Linked DNA regions of Mus musculus: regions 1 and 3 are each linked to region 2. A link is a loop called in an ENCODE intact Hi-C map of the cell type or tissue named here. Cell type or tissue: heart. All regions are shown on one strand. Each heading gives the region's core, and the rest is flanking DNA. Links, peaks and the distances in the headings are about the cores only. Region 1 has its middle 37 kb from the start of Gm34677. Region 2 overlaps Ankfn1 (ankyrin-repeat and fibronectin type III domain containing 1). Region 3 has its middle 25 kb from the start of Ankfn1.

Region 1 (6,275 bases), core at 626-5,625, 380 kb before region 2:
ACAGGAGGTGGCCTCTTCAGGTTCGATATCCCCAATGCTGTGAGTCACAGCTAAGGTCACTCCATTGATACCTGTGTGCCTCCCTTATCCCAGGTCTCTGTCTCATGCTGGAGATGCCCCCCCCACCTTCCCACCCCAGTTAATTGCACATTTCCACTCATTCTCATGGCCATCTGGCCATCTCTCCCGTCCTTCCCCATACCAGATACTGAACCCCCTCCTCCTCTCCCTCCCAGTTCCCTTCCTCCATTTATGACTATTTTATTCCCCCTTCTAAGTGAGATTCAAGCATCCTCACTTGTGCTTTCCTTCTTGTTTAGCTTCTTTGGGTCTGTGGAGTGTATCATGGTACCTGTATTTTATGGCTAATATCCACTTATAAGTGAGTACATAGATGAACAGATTTCCCATGCTCAGGGATCAATAGGATTGGCATAGTGAAAATGTTCATCTTACCAAAAGCAATCTACAGATTCAAAGCAATCCCCCAACAAAATTCCAACACATTTTTATAGACCTTGAAGGAGCAATTCTCAACTTCATATAGAAAAACAAAAAACCCAGGATAGCCAAAACAATCCTGTAGAATAAAATTTATTTTACAAGGAATCACCATCCTTAGCCTCAAGCTATACTGCTCAGCAACAGTGATAAAAACTATACGGTATTGGTACAGAAACACACAGGTTGATCAATGGAATTGACTTGAGGACTCAGAAATAAACCCACATACATATGGATACTTGATTTTTGATAAAGAAGCCAAAACTATACAATGGACAAAAAGAAAGCATCTTCAACAAATGGTGCTGAGCTAACTGAATGTCTGCATTCTCTTCATGTAGAAGGATGAAAATAGATCCATATTTATCACCCTGCCCAAAACTCAAGTCCAAGTGGATCAAGAACTGTGTATAAAACTGGATACACTAAATTTCATAGACAAGAAAGTGGGAAATAGCCTTGAACACATTGGTACAGGAGTCAGTTTCCTGAACAAAACACCAATGGCTCAGGATTTAAGACCAACAATTGATAAAGAGATTCCCTCATAGTTCCTTTTTACTGAGCTTGTCTTAGAGCTGATTTGTGATACAGGTCCGCAAGTCAACCCTTAGCATTGAGAAGAACTCTGTCTTATTTCATCTCTAACTAAAAGCAATGACTAGGTCTATGGTTTGGAGTGTACTATATGGACAGATAGTTCTGAACCTCCCCCTGATACCACACATAAGGAGGGGACACCAAAGGAGAACCCCTGTACAATGGAGGTTCCCCTTGTGACTCTGTATTAGGCATGAACCATACCCAAACACCTGTTTTTGCAGAGAAATCCTTCATTAAGCAGGGAAGAGAGGTTAAAGTGGCCGCCTTCTGACTGAGGCAGAAAACCAGAAGCAAATGACCATGCAGGGGCAATGTTTTAAAAGAAGAGACAAAGGGGAGGTCTGTGTCAGAATGGGCTAGGATGTGGTAGTGTATTTTGATTGGACATGTTAATGAGGTGAACCAAAGTGGGCTTTTGATTGCTGGATGTTACTACTTTGATAGATGGACCTTGATAGTCAGCCTCAGGAGGAGGAATTGGCCAAATAAGAGAGTAGACAGTGGTGGTTAGCTTTAGGAATGTAAAGAAATTACATTCCTAAAGCCATTGTGACCAGAGACATGAACATAGTGAGTCTCACTCTTGTTTCTCTCTCTCTCTCTCTCTCTCTCTCTCTCTCTCTCTCTCTCTCTCTCTCTCTCATCTAGATCTTTCCCTGTGCACACTTTGCAAACTCACACGCACCTCTCTTTTTCTTTGACTATCTGGCTAGTTCTCCTTATTGAAATGTAAGTGTTCATGTATATATACATGTGGACACAGATGTATAAACACATATATTCTTGCGTATTTAGAAAACATCTGTTGAGCACATCTTCTAGAAACCACTTTTATAAACTCTTTAATTATTTTTACCAGGCAAAACAGACACAAATGTTTTTGTGCTGCAGAGCTAAGTTTTGGTGTTGGGGAGGAAGTGGCAGGCAGAAAACAATAGCTAAAATAAGCAACACTGAAATAAAAGGCCACACAAGAATTCAGAGGAGACAAGGGAGTTAGGGGTAGCAGGCGGGTCATAACATTAAAACAAAACGGTCAGGAAAGTCCACAGTGACTGGCCACTTGTAATACGGGCAGACTGACAAGTCTCAGAGCAAACAGGGACTGTGTTGGTTTAAGCTACATGGTTTTTCCATCCCTTCATTTCATTGAGATTGTGGATGTCCCAGGAAACAATGTGTTGTCACATCACTTCTTGAATGGGCAGAATTAGAGTGAGGAACTCCAGATCTCAAGTTAATCAGAAAGGGCCTGCAAGGAGCCAGGCTGGAGTTTGAAAAAATGAAGCGCCAGACTAGAAAGATCAAGACCAGATCCTGGTGACAGCTTGGCGTCAGCTAGGAGGCGTGAAGAAATTGGACAATTTATGGCCAGCCAGTGAGGCTGCGTCATCATTCCTGCCTTGCAGAAGTACTCAGAGGGAAAGAATAAATATGTTTTCTGGTTCTATTTTCAGTTTTCTATGGCTCTGTGCTCCGTAGATATCAGACTCTGCAGCGGTCTATGTCAGGGGCTTTTGTTTCCAAAGGAGAGGCAAAAGAATTGAAGCTGGGGTGTTTGATAGCTCTGATGAACAAAAAGATCAGCCCTGGGAAGATGTGGGTATACTACAGATCAGCTAAAGGACATGAAGTGAACAAATAAGGTGGGTCCTGGGTAGCTCGTAGGAATGGGCATGTCTGAGAAGCCAAGAAAATGCAAAGAATATGGAATTGTTTAGTGTCCACGAGAGAGTATACAAATCCCAGAAGCTGGTTGCTAAGGTATCACTATCCTGTAAACCTGCTAAAAGTCAAGTTATCTTAACTGCACTAGCCTATCACACAATGATAAGTATTAGGAAGTCTAAAGGATCCATTCATTACATTAGGGACACAGAATGCACCATCTCGTGTATCATGCCACATCGTCTGATTCCGTCAGATCTGTCTTCCTTTGCTTGACTCTTGGTCCTTTGCAATGTGTTCTGATTATATCTAAGATTCATTGACCTGAAGGAAATCCACTAAACATCTTCTCATTTCCCTGAAGATAAAAAAGGCAAATGTTTTATAAAGAGATACAAAATCATCTTGATGTTCTCTCTCCATGTACCTATCTAGATTTGTGCCCTTGGGTCTCCCATAGGTACACTTCTGACTTCCTGAACATCTCTGTGCAATTCCCAAACTAAGGGATGCTTGTAGCACACAGTTCTGTTTGCTCATCATCCAGCCTTGGGCTGGAGTCTGCTTCTGTCTCTCCTCATCTCATCTCAATTCGTGATCCCTTCTTGACAGATTTCTTAACATTTCTTCTCTATAAGGCTGAGTTGGGTTAGAAAGTCCCAAAGGACCCCAAACCTTCCTCTCCCGTGACCCCTCATTGGCTTGCCATGTAATGCCTCCTCGTTTTCTTTATACCTCGGACAAGGGATTACCTGATTTTCTTAAGGTTGAGATGATCTCTCTTCAACTTCTCAATGAGAACCATGGTATTCGTCGTGTATGTCCATGCTCATTTTCTCTTCTGTCTCCTGGTTCTGTTCCGTGGAGAGCTTGTTCTACCATGGACTTTGGCTGAAGCCTGGCTCTGTGCAGGGTTTCAGCCGAATGCTCAAGGGGGCAGTGTGGTAATGCAAGAGAAAGCAGTCTCTCCTCTCTGAAAGGCTTGGCCATTTTTTTTTTAAACATGAAAATCCTTGCCCTGGAAATTAAATTATATTTGGGATTTTTGGGTTCCCCTCCCCCAGCCCCACTGTGGGAGGTTTCGGAAAGTTACTGTGGTGAGCAGCACAGTCAGAAGCTGTCAGCGGCCAGCCCCACAAGGCAGGTCCGGCAGGCTCCTTCAGCACCAGGGCCCCAGGGGACAATGTGTGCACATGAGGGCTAGGCTTTCAGCGGTCAGTGGCCTACCACCAAAAGAGCACCTCCTCCCCCTACACACACACACACACACACACACACACACACACACACACACACACACACACACACAGAGCCTTCTCATCCTGGCTACCTTTGAGTCAATAGTTTGGGATCCATTTCAAATCCAAGGTGGATGGATCGAGAGGGTTGTTTTTATTTGTTTGTGTGTTTTCCAAAATATTTCTGAGAAAGCAGCTCTGAAAATATGCCTTATGTATCCGTGGATTCATACATATTCATAGCTTCCTTCTGACTGTATGTTGAAGTTTTCTTCTCCAAGGAGGCCTTAGGTAAGCTGTAAGGCCCCTCCCAGCTCCCGTCCTCCACAGTTCTAGCTAGTCAAGAGTGGAAGGAAGGCTATGAAGAAACCCAGTCCTAGAAAAATTCTATTTTGGGGGGAGGTTGGTGGAATAATTCAACCCCTTTCTAACTTTGGGAGGTACAAACCTGATTCCCCAGGTATTGGATTCAGTTAATTCAGTCCTCATGACTCCATATAGATGCACTGTACCTTCTCATGTGTCAGGAAGAGAGCTAAGTCCTGAGTATAAAATGGCCACACCTGCAGTACTGACTCACCTATATCTTGCAGGTTGATGGGGACAGAGACTGTCAAAACAAACACACACACAGTCCGGGATGTCAGATACTGGGGTAGTGGCATTCTAGAGAGGAAAGAGGGTAAAAAATTGAGATAAAGTGTACAGGGTTCCTATTCAGAGTAAAGGCTCAGTGGCTCGAGACAGAAGAGCGCTAAGCACATAAGACTATATAGAAGATGACAGAACAGAATGCTAAACATAGCAAACTCCGTGGAAGACTCAGGGTATTTGTGACACAGAAGGTTGGCTGACAGTGAGAAGACTCACCCCATGCTTTGTCACCCAAGGAAGAGAACAATCCCTTCTAACTGTCACTGAATGGTCATAGTAAAGGCCACGTTGGTTCCCATAGGCATGTAAGCTACCAAGATGTGAGAACATCTCACAGTGAAAGCTTACCTCAGAGATCATCCAAGGCAACTCCCTTTTTATTTAATAATCTCCTCGAAGCTGTACTACATAGTTATTCCAATTCTTCGAAACAGCATCGCTCACCCTTTCCACTCTTTTTACTTCAGGTTTTTTCCCATTGATTTCTTAGATTTCCCTTTCTAGATGGCAAATTCTAAATTCTGTCTTCCTTGTTTAATGAACCTTTTTTTTTTTCCTCTCTCAAGAACAGTGAGTGCCACACAGTAGCTTTTCAGAGCATGCTTGCTGAAGGGGGTAATCAAAGCTAAAACTAGACTTCTTGGAACTCATTGGCCTTCATTCTGTTTGCTAGAACAAATCTGGTCTTAATGTCTCCTAGAAGGAATTTTACAGTCTTTTGAAAATAATGCTCATTATGGGTTTTTTCCCCCTGACTGTTAACATTTTGAATGTGATTCTGAAACTCATGAATATTTGGGTTACTAGTAGGGCTCTGGCTAGATGTGATAACTCAACCAAATATACATCAACTTTATCCTACCATCACCTGCATGTCATTTCTCTATTTTTAATATAAGGATATATATGCATTGTTCTGAAGATCTACTTCAGGTTGAATACTTTTAATGTGAAGGCTGTCACACTTATATTAAAACAAAACAATAGAACACCAGTAATGTGCCATCAAAACATGCCAGTGTTGTTCAGAGTTTGTCAGTGGAATAAAATCAATACAAGATTCTTTGTATATAAATAATACCTATAACCATTATTGTTATATAAATAATACCTATAACCATTATTGTTATTATTGCTTTTCATATATTAAATGTATTAAGACACAAATATGTATATATGTATATGAGTTGGCTCACACAGTTTTATGGAGACCAAGAGGTTCAAGGCTGTCATTTGGCAGCTGGAGACACAGCCCATCTAATGGTGTGGCTTTCTTCTGAGTCTGAAAGCCCAAGGAGCAGGAGAATGGTTGGTATGAATCTTAAAACCATCAGGGTTGAGATGCAGAAGGAGCCAAAATCTCATTACAAGCCTGAGAGCTGAAACAGACTGAAGGCTAAGCTTGATGTAGGAAACAGGAGTAGTTTCCTCTCATCAATGAAAGCCCCAGCCTTTCTGTTTTATTTAGACATTTATTGGATTGGCTGAGGCCTAACTACATTAGAGAGAACAGTGAACTTCACTCTGTATACAGATTTAGACATTAATCTCATCCCTAAATAATATTCACAGACATACCTAGACATCTCATGATCTAGTCAGCTTGAT
Region 2 (6,275 bases), core at 865-5,864:
TTGCCTCTGTGTGCTTTAAGCCAGATATCCTTGACATCTGAACAGCTTAGAAAAAAAAAAGAGAAGTTCTTCCTTTCGGGTTAGAGCGATCCTAACGTGGGGCGAGGCATTCGCAGTGGAGTACTGAACATACAGGGTGGACTGCCTTTATAATCATTGGGTTCCACCGAAAGCCAAGGACTCCACTCCACTCCTGAGTTTGAATGTGCACATACAAGCATCTTCCTAGCTCTTCCTCTTAGCACACCGAATCCCTGCTGTGAGAAAGGTTGCATAGGTCCCACCTCCAGTGTCAAGTGAAGTAAGGGTCAATCAGCTTAGGAGGTGTAGTTTGCCAAACAAATGGAACGTTCCTTGTGAGGGTTAGAAGGTAAGTGATTTGGCAGGAAATGGGTCACAGGCCAGCTAAGGAGCACTCAGGCTCTGTAGTGAGTGAGGAAGAGGGCCTGGGGAAAGGTCAGAAGGATTTTTTGAAATGTATGTATGTATGTATGTATGCATGCATGTATGTATGTATGTATCAGTCCGCCTAAGGCTGAAGTAGTCTTTCTATGATTCACTCTTAGGACCCTAGAATGAATTCAACATAAGCCTGGACCCAAACACCAAACAGAGCTATTTCTGGGTGATTGGCACCTGGGGTTAGGATGGTAGAAGTAAGTCATCAGATGTTTTCTCTGTGAACTGATTAGCCATCAAAACTCCCCCACATCCCTGTGAAATCACCACCACAGTTCCAAGGGGCTCACCTAGCACTGCCAAAGGCTGGGCTGCTCCTGTGTTCCTAGTGCCATCAACAGGGACATCTTGTTAGCTTATCAAAGACAACACAAAGAGAGAGGACAGGGTGCCCACCGTCCTCAGTTTATTTATTCTCAAGCCAACATTCATGATCCTGATATGGAAGTTACTTCAAGCATATTTAAGTACCCAGCTGGGGCAGAAGTGGTCACACATATTGACGCTGAAGCATCAGAACATCAGTACAAATCAGGAATAGCTTGGGAGAAATAAAATCATCAGGACAGAGATGCCTTTCTGATGGACATACCCCATCAGCCTCCTGGCTTCATGGCCTTGTGAGCACTGCTCGTGGCCCTTCAGAGAGCATCCCTCGATTCCCCATCCCCCAATAGAAAAGAAGGCTGAACACGTGAAAGAAGTAACAAGAGAATCTTTCAGAAGACTTAGGTCGCTGTCCAGAGATACTACAACTCAACCTGTTAGAGTCTCATGCAGATGAACAGCTCTGCTGCCTCCTTTGTGTTTCTAGGAGGAGTGACACCCAGCAAGCTGTTCCAGTTCCCTTGCTTGTTTTGCATCTAGGAAAAGCTGGGAAGCCTGTTGAGAAGTAGAGTACCTGGAAGATTAAAGCCTGAACTACCAAACTGCCATTCTGCATCATGGTCCTTTTTTCTTTTCTTTCCTTTTTTCTTCCTTCCTTCCTTCTTTCCTTCTTTCTTCTTTTCTTCTCCTCTCTCTCTCTCTCTCTCTCTCTCTCTCTCTCTCTCTCTCTCTCTCTCTCTCTCTCTCTCTCTCTCTCCCTCCTTCCCTCTCTCCCTCCCTCTCTCCCTCCCTCCCTCCCCCCTCCCTCCCTCCCTTCCTTCCATCCTCCTCCTTCCCTCCCTCCCTCCCTCCCTCTCTCCCTCCCTCCCTCCCCCCTCCCTCCCTCCCTTCCTTCCATCCTCCTCCTTCCCTCCCTCCCTCCCTCCCTCCCTTCCTCCCTCCCTCCCTCCCTTCCATTCATCCTTTTGTTTTGTCTGGCTTTCTTTCTTAAGATAACAGACTAGTAGCAGGAGGGGAGAGGTTCCAGCAGGAACCAGAGACTATCAACAGGGAATGTTCTTGCCTCGTGGTTTCCAGCTACAGTTGTTATCCCAGGGACCTGGCCACCTCATGTTTCGCACCACGGCTGTGCATGAAGCTGGCATGTGTCTGAATATCCAGCCCATTCAACACCCATTAGACAATCTACAACTGGGCTGTTGCTGCTGACAGCATCATTGAGCCCAGGACGTTCAGCTGGGTAAATCGTTTACTAGCATGCTGGTCTATCCTGATATGCCTAATAGGTTGGGTGCAATTTTGTGAGCTTTTAAAGAAAGCTGTCTCCTTTTGTGCTTAGCTTTGCCCTAATATGGCAAACAATGACCACAGACATTGAGGAAACAGCATTGTCATGTTCGGCATTGTCGTGTTCGGCTTTTTGTTTGGATCGTGTCTGTAAACCACAAAAAGCAGGAATTGGAATGATAGATACCACAGGGGTCACTGCATGTCCTTGGAACAACCTTTGCGCCAGCCTCAGCCTTTACCCCTCATATGACTGGGACATTGTATAAAAGACACAAAATTAGTTAATTATTGGTTCTAGTGGGTGGGGGTGAGGTGGCTTTGGACAAGAGAGGGCCATGGTCACAAATGCTGCTTGAAATGGACTGTCACAGGAAAAAAATCAGAACTGTGGCCCATGTGTCAAGTCCAACAGCCAAGCTGTATTTTTTTCTTAAAAAAAAATAGATGAGAAAGTAGAATATTTGCCTCAGGTTTATTGAATTCCATTCATATATATATAATCATCTACCATGCACAAGATTGAGGGGGATGTCAAAAGTTGACAAGGGTTGAGCCCCGGCCAGGGAGGTTCCAATCCAGCATGGAAGGTAGACAACCCTTAAGTATTTTTTATAAAAGCAGCTACAAGCTGAAAATGCTAACCAAGTCACAGACACCTCAGCTAGAGAGGGAAAGTCACTTGATCCATAAAAGAGATATGAATTACTGTCCTGTGTGTAGGCAGAACACCTTCCAGATAACACCAGCCCATCAGAGTTCGTCTTAGTGAGTATGGTCTCCTGAGACTCTAACTTGAGTCAAGGCCTTGCTTCCATGACAATAGACTCCACTAGCCACTAAATGTTTCTTGGTCATTGTAGGACATGATCAGTTCTAAGCATCCCAACTGAAAGTGGAGAAGCCAAGGCAGAGATGTGCTAAGAATCTCTCAGCCTTTTTTCTTACCCTTCCCATCTGCCACAGCACCTGTTCTTTTGACTTCAAAACACTAAGCGCTACTTGAGAAGGCTCCAGGTGCCAGCCAGAAGATAAAAATTGACTCTGGACTAATACTTTTAACTGTACTTATTTTAGACACTGACATTTTCTTTATTAAGAAAATGGGGGTGGGGGCAGGAGAAAGAGAGGGAGAGAGAGGAGAGAAAAAGAGAAGAGAGAGAGTCTCTGCATAAAACTCAGAGAGAGTTCCTTTCCTTATTCATGCATATTTTGACTCTTGGTCTTGACCATTTTCACCTGTGTGGGCTGATTTGCATACCTGCTGATAATCCTGAGATTTGGCGGGCATGTGTGTGCATACACATAGGCTTGGAGAAGTTGGAACCAGGCAAACTGTTCATTTTGTTCTTATCTTCATCTGAGCAACCCCACCCCCACCGGGCCCCACTCTCACCCCCACCCCACCCCCACAACCCCTGCTTATGAATGTTCTGATCCTAGGACACTCACCATTTTATCCACAAATTACTTGAGAACTCTGTACATGATTTTTAAAGTGGGCAAAGACACAGCAATCATCTTTGGCTTTGCACTGCCAGTCATAGTGAGTAGCTATGGGATTCCACACCTTTGTAGGGACTACAGTCCTTTACCGTAACCCCACTAAAGTCCCAGTCATGCTTGAGTCCCAATTAGCACCCAATTTGTCGCACACCCAATTCATCACGGCCAAAGCTGGTACATCACAGAACATAGATGGCCTTGGGGGTGGTGTTAGGCAAAGCAACCTGGGCTGACTCCTCTTGGAGAGATTTAGGTGAATACTGCCACCTATTGACAGGTGAAATATATGCTCCTGGTTGCCAATCTGCCCTTGTCCTGTGCAAGTCTCATCAGAGCCAAACTCATAGCTCAACTTGCCAAAGGATAGTCACAGCCCCAAGTTCACAATTCTTAATACATCTGTGATGAGGGATGAGTCCGCTTACTCACGGACTGCATCTGTGATAAGAGGCCAAGGCGTGAGGTAGAAATGCCAGGAGCTTTGCGGTGGGAGACCTGGGTTTGAGTCTCAGCTCAGCCCCTAAGTGCACATAACCAAGCCAGTTAATCTCTCTGAGCCTTGATTTCCTCATCAAGGAGTGGCTAATCCTATTTTGTAAAGTGTGAGACTTGGGCACAGTTTCTGGGTGGCACATAAAATGCATTAGACTGACGTGACTTTTTTTTTTCACCAAGCTGTAAATGGCAACTATTTGTGATGCCGTGATCGGTGCTGTGGCAAACCTCATTATGTATTGGGGTTCTGGTGAACTTCTCCATGAGGTCAGTTCTCCGTGGGCAATGCTCCTTGTCTACCAGACTATCTTTGACATCCAAAATTAAGACAGTGTGAACATAAATATTGGAATTTTAAGTGTGCCAATTGAGAAAATGAGGATAAATGGGCTTCATTACCAAACGTCTCTGGACTACCCTGGAGGATATATGGGGCTGAGTCGATAAAGAGTTATGATAAAAACTTGGGAGCTGTGTATAAATGGGGCTTTGTGACCTGCAGGGTAAGGTTGTGCTGAGAGCCAGACCTAGGAGGCTCGCATTCCTGCCTCTGCATGGTGTGGGGATCCTGGGCTCCTGCAGACAATAGGGGATTCATAGCTGGAGAATTCTAACGACGACGGAGAGGGTGGCAGGCAGAACAAGAAGACTTTTCAGGAGTTCAGGGACTCTGATTATCACGTCGTCGTAGGAGCTGCAGCGAGCTGGGAGGCTGCCGGAGAGGCGCGCACAGAGCCGTTCTTGGAAAGCTGTCAGGGAAGGGTTTGTAACCTCCCTAAGAGAATCGCGCTTCTTAAAATCCCCAGTCTGGAAAAACCTCCCGTGACCGGTCCGGATCAACGCTGTGTGGTAGCTGCAGCAAAAAGAACGGGGAACCACCTCTGCCTGAATCTTTCTGAATGTCGAGTGTCTGGGCTCCTCAAGACTGGGGGCAAACTCCACAAGCGGGTTCCCCGCGTGTTAGGAAGGCATTACTTTTTTTTCTGAAAGGTCATCTGGGGCTTAAAACAAAATCATCGAGAAAGAGCATGCCCATGAACAGTCTGCACGATTTGAAAAGGCCTATCTGAAACCGAAATAGCAGCACCCTCCCTACAGCCCTTCTCTCTCTTTGGGGGATTAGTAGAGGGGGCAGGGGGAGGGGAAGAGGCAGAGCATGGCATTCATTACTGACAACTTCACACATAATAAGCATGTTCGAATCCACCCTGAGGAGTTCTCTTTTTTATTTTATTTTTAATCCCCCTCCCTTTAGCTGTTTTTGATAAGTGGCACATTTTATTTGGGGGGGGGTGGGGGGAGAGAAACACACAGTCCATTATTACAAGGCCTCATTCGGGAGCTAAGGTCGAGAGATTACAGAAGGGAAGTGGGTTGGGGCAGCCTCTCTGCCGACCACAGGGAAGGACCTGCCACTTTCTTCTCATAATTTAATTTCGAGATTCTGATGAAAAGGCACTCCCTAAATTGAAAAGGGCGAACAAGGAGAAAGAGTGAAAAATTATTCAAATGGCCATCAAAGAGTGATCAATTTAAATTTATGTCTTACAAACAAACCGCATGTTACTAGCCCTGGGGGCAGACAGACCTTTAGCAATGATGTATGAATGTTCTGAAACATGGGCAGGATTTTTTTGTAGGAATGGGGGACATTACTGGCTTGTAATACGGGTAAGTTTGGGCCTCACCTCCCAAGCATCCAAACTTCTAGACATTGCATTGCCAAGCAGAAGACAGACTACTAAAAGGAACCTTTCAGTTTGCCAGGTCCAACTCACTCATTTATTGCTACAAGAGTGAAAACGAAAGCCCAATGATAAGAAAACCCTTGTCAGGGTCACCCAGCCCATGAGGAACAGATCTGGGGCCAAAGCTCAGACTTTCATACCCAAACTCTAGATTTTTTTTCCCCTGGGGCTAAAACATTTCCAGGGAGGAGAGGCAAGCTGTGGCAATTAGATGAGGATGGTCTGTTTCCAGGACAACCATTATCCCTACAAAGGAGGAAAAAAACACCAGCAAAGGGCCTAGTGTGCTGCTCCAGGCAGCTCCATGTTACACCCTAGCCTGAGTTCTTTATCAGACACTAACTGCTTTGCAAAGTGCCCAAGATGCATTTTGGTGGTTCCTTGCCCCTGTGCTTTCTCTATCTGAAGAAATGTGCACAGACTGAATCATGAATGCTCACAGAACCTCTACAT
Region 3 (6,275 bases), core at 722-5,721, 170 kb before region 2:
CATATTCCCTATAGAAAGCCAGACGGAGCCTAACGGACTCTCGGGACTGGTCTTGGCTCCTCAAGTGTGCGGTTTGGAGAGCACCTGCTGTTTTTTGATGATTATGGGGCACCGCTTGGCTTCCATTAGGGTGGAGCTCACCAGAGCTCTCTTCCAAGTCTGAGCTGTCTGTTTGCTTATGAAGTGGAAAAACGAGGGCAGAGAGTAACCTCTTTGTATACGGTGAGCTCAATATTAATAGCAAACATTTATTGAGCACTTACTGTGTGCCAGGAACCATCCTAAGCATTTTATTTGCAAGAGATCATTAAATCCTGTGCCATTATTTTTCCCACTTCATGTTTGGGAACCCGAGGCTTCGATGGAGTAGTTAGCCTGTTCTAGATGATATCATAAGTGGCTAAATATGTTATCCAGGACGTTTTAGCTCGTGGTAAATCCACAAGCTGTGTTCTGTAGTGCATAGGCTTAGCTCTGTGATGTTGTGCTATGTGGACCAGAGGGGCTTCCTCGTCCATCCGCAACTTCTGGGGCTGCAGCACAGCCCCTGCATGGAGCACATTAAAGGGATTGGGATTGCTGCTATACAAAGTTAGACTCTGGTGGATCTCATCTCAAAGATGATGGCCAGATCAGAGGTGGGGTTATGGCAAACTGTGAGGTGGACCAGAGCCAGCCAGATGATATGAAAGGTACTCTGAGGCCTCTCTCAGACTATATGAAAGCACAGACGATTTTCAGCCTAGCGGAGAAAGTGCTCCTCTCTCCAGTGAGAACCCAAACAACTACATTAAATAGCTACCAATATACTGAATAGAAAGCAAGTTTAAAAGTGTGAACTCAGAACGTTGGAAACTGGTGGACTGAGTCAGGAAGTCAGGAGGAATTGTGCATGCAGGGAGAACAAATCCAGGCCTGGCTTGTTGTGGTAGATGTGTGAATGAATGTGTGTGTGTGTGATGTGTGAATGAATGTGTGTGTGTGTGTGTGTGTGTGTGTGTGTGTGTGTGTGTGTGTGTGTGTGTGTCTAGAACACTGCAAATAAATGGTTGCAAATCGACAGAGCTTTGGGAGGCGTTCCTGGCAGGATTAGTAGATCGTGAATTGGAAGGAAAGCCTAAATTCACCTCTTCTGCTCTAAGTGTGGGCTAATAATCAGTCAGACCTGCCAAGAGTCTACAGACAGCGGGAAAAACATTGGGTGTGCTGACAATGGTCTCGTCCCGTGGCTAGTAAACTCTAACATACGGAGTAAGATGTCTAGTAAATATTCTGACTCTGATTTAGTCTATCTGGGGTATGGACTAAGATTCTGCCTTTTTGAAAATAGGTTCCCAGGTGTGCTGTTGGTCTATGAGCCAGGCACAGTCTCAGAACTATATAATTATCTCTTTTGGTTTTAACATAGTTTCTGTGAGTTACACATTGGGCAGGCTCTGGGTATTCAGTGTGATTTGCTTGGTCCCAGAGTCAGCGAGGTCAATGTAGTTCTGATTCCTCCAGTGCGCTCCTCTACGGCACATGAGCATCCAAACAGAGAGACTCAGTGTGGGATCTTCCAGAAATGAATCTTGGCACCGGACACAATGGGAGCCCAAGCATGTGGGCTTACAAGGGACTGAAGTCTGGGATCAAATTCACTCTCACTATTTTGCCCAAGACTCTACCTATCCCCTGACCCAGGGCACGGCCATCTCTTCACCGAAGACAAAAAAAAAAAAAAACTCAAAAAACTCTTTACTTTCTTTCTGGAATTTCTATCAGTCAAAAGAACATGCACTCAATTGTCCCCTTTAATTATACTAATGGATTAAAATACCTCCTGGAATGTTCTAGAATATCAGCCCCCACTTAGTACTAAATGGTTAGTCCTCACCAGACCACTCTTGACAGACCAAAACTCTGCTTGGTTGCCCCAGCCTTTGCCTCCTACTGTTTGCTTCTGGTCTCCGTGAGGCCTCCCCACATGCCTAAAGCTCTGTGATGGTTTCTTCCTAGATCTCACATTCTAGTTGGCATGAGAGATGCAAAGAAGTCCCTTGTCAGGTAGCCTCACTTTTCCATATAGCCGTCCATACCCACCCTCTCCCGGTCCTTCAGTCCTCAGTGTCTGAAGGATCCAGTGCTGTCACCAGGTTTGCCATACAGCCTTTGGGGATCATCCCACACTGACACGTCACACTGAGACCCTATCCAACGACACACTGCCTGCGTTTACTTCAGACAGGCAGTTTGGTTAGGTTTCATCTCCTTGACCTCCTTTGGATCTCTTTGACTACACAAAGCAAGCTCCTGTCCATGGCTTATCATTGTATCGCCAGCAATGTGCCTTGCTGAACCAAGAGCTACCAGCAACCAACTGACTGGAATTATTTCCAGTCCAACAGGGCAAAGAGCAAAGAGATTGGGAAAGAACAGGGCAGCAAGGGGACTGAGGAGACAAGAGGTGACACTAGAAGTCTCATGGAAGCAAATGTGGTATAGGGACACCTAGAAGTTATCCAGGTACTTCTCATGTGCCAAATACCAGCTAAGCCATGTGCTCGTTTTATTTTAAGGTAGCCTGATGAAGTAAGTGACCCTGCAATAGTCTCCATTTGACAAAGGTTTGCATAGGAAGATACATAGAGGTCATTTGCCTGTCACTATATATATATATATATATATATATATATATATATATATATATATATATATATATGTATGTATATATATATATATCCATAGTATATACACCAGCGCTATGAATGGGAGCAGAACAGACAATATGCCAATGCATTGGCTAAGGCACACAATGAAATGGCATCCAGGCAGCTTGAGATGTGACTGTGGTAGTGCTGGACAAGGCTGGGAAGGTGGTCTGGGGACAGATGAGGGTCATGTTTTTCCTTCCCAAGAATAAAGAGTACAAAGACACAGAGAAGAAATACTGAGTCATATTTGCACTTAGGAGTATTACTGATGTGCTGTCTCTGGCCTGGCCCTGGGGCTGATCTCGAATAGGGAGTGAGGTTGCCAGCCAGTGCCCCTGGACAGCTCTGTGGGCCCAGGAACTCACTGCAAAGGCACACTCTGGAGAATAAAACTGCTGGTGATGCCCAGAGTGGACCAAATAAAAGTCAAATACCACATTCAGTCCTCCAGTGGTGTTTTTGCTATTAAATTAAGTCTGGAAAAAATATAATTGTCTTTGGATTTGATTTGAGAGATTTGGGGGTGTTGAATACTCAGAGAAGGGAGCAAGGCTATTTCTTGAAAGATTCTTTGACTCGCTCCCTCTGACAGATGACAGCAGATCACAGTGGAGGCATGCAGTCTTTAAAGAGATCCACCCCTCACCCTGGCACAACCATCCCAGAAAAATAGAGGGGGAGGGGAAGCTCTGTCCTAGGTTCCAGTATTTTATTGCTACATTCCTTGGATGGCCCCGTCTGTTTACCTTCAGCTGAGTTTAGACTTGGTGTTCTCTGTGGCCGCTGGCATCAGCCACAGAATTCTTTCATGTCTATTACTTTATTAAGGAATGTAAAAGCCACATACAGACCGACCTGGGGGCACAACACTAAGAGACACAAATAAGCCTGAATTTGCTCACAAAGAGCCTAAGGGAGGTTTCACACCGCCTTCTCCCAGATGGACTGCAAGTCCCCCGGTGACCACAAGGGGGCACTCTTAACACTTGCTCCTCAGCCCAATTAATAGTACCATTTTGAAGAATGTATAGAGCAGAAACAGCACTGAGCTTTAAGACTGGTCCTGATGCAAGCTGGGTGGGTAAAAGAGTTCACTCTCCTTATGAAGGATCCATACTTCTTTTTTAAAGTTTCACTGATTAGAAACGGAGTCTCAAAATTAGGTTAAGTGCACAAATAAGTCCTTTGTACAGTGTCTTGACTCATCGGTCATAAATGTCCCAAAGAGAGCTATTATTTGTGCATCTACTCTGAGTTCTTTCTGCTTCTTAAATAAGCACTGGGGCTAGGTTGGGCCTAACTTACAGCACAAGGGTGTAGGTGTAGAATGAGTCTCTACAGTGGATGTTATCTCATGAGATGAGCAATGACTGGTGTTTTTTCGACCATTTGTTTTCACCATATGGTGTAGACGTGGGAAAGGGGCAGGATGGTGAACCATTGACATCTAGTACATAGAGGAAGGGCAGGATTTGAACCTATATTCGTGCAGCCTTCCCATCAAACAAGAGAACACAATTCAGGACCTAGTTTTCACAATGGAAAGATGTTCTCATTATGGAGAGAATCACACATCAGCCAAACTGAGGAAGCCCCGTCCTTTCTTCAGAACCTACATGCTGACAGATTGGGGAGTCATGTAATGCTTGATTAGTCCTTGGGCCATGTGGTCCTTCAAGAAGCGCTTCAGACTCAGTATCTTTAGTCCATTTTTATATCACTGGCAAAACCATGTAAAACTAGATATTCATTCCAAAGCTGGCTAGGCATAGCTAATATTTGCACATAGGCCATATGCCCCACAGTGGCAGCAAAGGTTCGGAGAAGTGTTGCAGTAAAGAGCCTTATGCCACTTAACTTAATCTGGGTATTCTGATATTCTCATATAACCACAAAAACCTATGGGGCTAGCATCCATGATGCCCCCTGGAAGCTGTTCAGGAGAAAACATGGAAAGTCTTGAAGCTGCAGAGAAGGGATAGCCTCGACGGATCGAGGGAACAGGGCAGACTATTTAAAGCACAACTATTGGTCCCATGGTCACAGGTATTGGGATAAAAACTGAAGTTGCCTTAGTGGTCTGTCTCAACTATTTTTAGAGCTGTGTATGTGTGCCTGTGTTTGTATAGACTACGTATAAATATATATAGCTTAGCTGTGAGGTTAGATGCTGGGTGGGGTGGGGCGCGGGAGAAGGAGGGATCTTCCTTTCTATACAGATGTGATCGGTATCCTGTGGGACAAGGGGAAGGTCTGTGAGTTTAGGGGATTTTTGCTACCTTCCATTGCTGCCAGACTCTCCATGATGCCAGAACCACGTGTATGCTTGGTGGAAACACCTGGGCTCCTTATTTCTATGACACCCCACCCTTTGGAGATGTTTCCCCATCACCTACCTCCCTGAATTAGGTTCCCTCAACCCATCCCCTCTTCTCAACCTGCTTCATCACCCAAAACACTCCCCTCACCATCATTACTATCCATATGCTGGATTCACTTAGACCTTTCTGTGCGATGAATTAAATAACTCAGGGGAAAATTAGTGATGTCTTTTCAACATTCTAATTTAGTTCTACATTCTCAGAGCATGTTTGAAACTCTCTAAAGACACCCTATTTTTGAGAAAACTACAATTACGTGTATTTTTTAATTGTTGAAAAAAAACTGTGTGGGAGCTGTTTTGAAATCCTTGAAATGAAACGCAAGATTATTTTCTGAGCTAGAACTTGAATCTGCGGCTTTCTTTTTAATTGTCACATCTAGGGTGATTTTTAAGTAAATAAGAGCACAAGGTTCATATTATTTTAAATGTATATTGTATTTGTCTTCTCAGCGCTGTGGTTTTTCGGCCTGTGAATGGCATCACAGTATGTAGACAGCCCGTTAAGCAGCCTGTTTGGGTAAGGAAACCCTTAGACCAGTACAATGGTGCATTGCTCCGTGTGTCCCTTCTAATATGGTTAGAATTCTACAACCTAAATGATCATTTGTTGAACAAATTCATGCTTTTATTAGTCAAAATACAGAGAAAACAGAGAGTCCCTGTTTCAAGATATTTGCTAATGCATGGTTAATTATCACATATAGCTTACTATAATTCATTTTACAGGGGAGACCTCCTGCAGGTAACATACTAACAGTTTATGAACCAAAATAACCTTGCTATAGATTAGAGCTGTTGCGGGGCCTCTCAGACAGCCGATGCTTCTAGCCCCTCTCACTTCACATTGCTAATTCGAACAAGGCTTTATTTTTGTATTTGTCAGCAGCAATACTGTAGGGTGGTTGTTAAACTTCTCCCAGGCCTAATTAGAGCAGCAATGCTCGCATTCATAAACGAAGCTCGTGTCTTGCTCCGGGAGGCGGTGAGCAGGGCTGTTACGGTAGCTTCCTGGCAGCCCGTCGCTGGCAGTTTTAAGGTAGCTAGTGGCCGAGATATTAAGTAACTGTTGAAATTCATTGACTCCACCACGGCTAATGTGTCTAGATGACAACAAGTTTACACGGTTCTTTTATAGTTACAGCAAATGGGTCCATTTAAATAGTTATTAGGTGATTATGGTGATGTGAAATGGAAAAAAA

Evidence for each region. A loop is a pair of places that touch in the nucleus more often than their neighbours do. Peaks named below come from ENCODE experiments on the same cell type or tissue, not always from the same donor. Only the 100,000 strongest peaks of a DNase experiment are listed, where the experiment ranks them.
Region 1: a loop joins it to region 2, with 2.9 times the contacts of the local background. A loop is called at or near these places in 8 of 42 quality-filtered maps.
Region 3: a loop joins it to region 2, with 15 times the contacts of the local background. A loop is called at or near these places in 29 of 42 quality-filtered maps.

Annotation. Positions count from the first base shown.
Region 1 is chr11:89,918,890-89,925,164 of GRCm38, reverse strand. No RefSeq gene overlaps it. Among named protein-coding and RNA genes, the nearest start is that of Gm34677, 37 kb to the right of the region's middle. In heart, for the core only: a CTCF peak has its summit at 3,716; no DNase peak of the experiment used is centred there; H3K27me3 peaks cover 1,136 bases.
Region 2 is chr11:89,543,957-89,550,231 of GRCm38, reverse strand. All of the region lies in intron 2 of Ankfn1 (ankyrin-repeat and fibronectin type III domain containing 1), which reads left to right. Among named protein-coding and RNA genes, the nearest start is that of Ankfn1, 150 kb to the left of the region's middle. In heart, for the core only: a CTCF peak has its summit at 3,859 (motif pointing left); no DNase peak of the experiment used is centred there; H3K4me3 peaks cover 961 bases; H3K27ac peaks cover 948 bases.
Region 3 is chr11:89,718,427-89,724,701 of GRCm38, reverse strand. It overlaps a transcript of Ankfn1 not described here. Among named protein-coding and RNA genes, the nearest start is that of Ankfn1, 25 kb to the right of the region's middle. In heart, for the core only: a CTCF peak has its summit at 3,656 (motif pointing right); no DNase peak of the experiment used is centred there.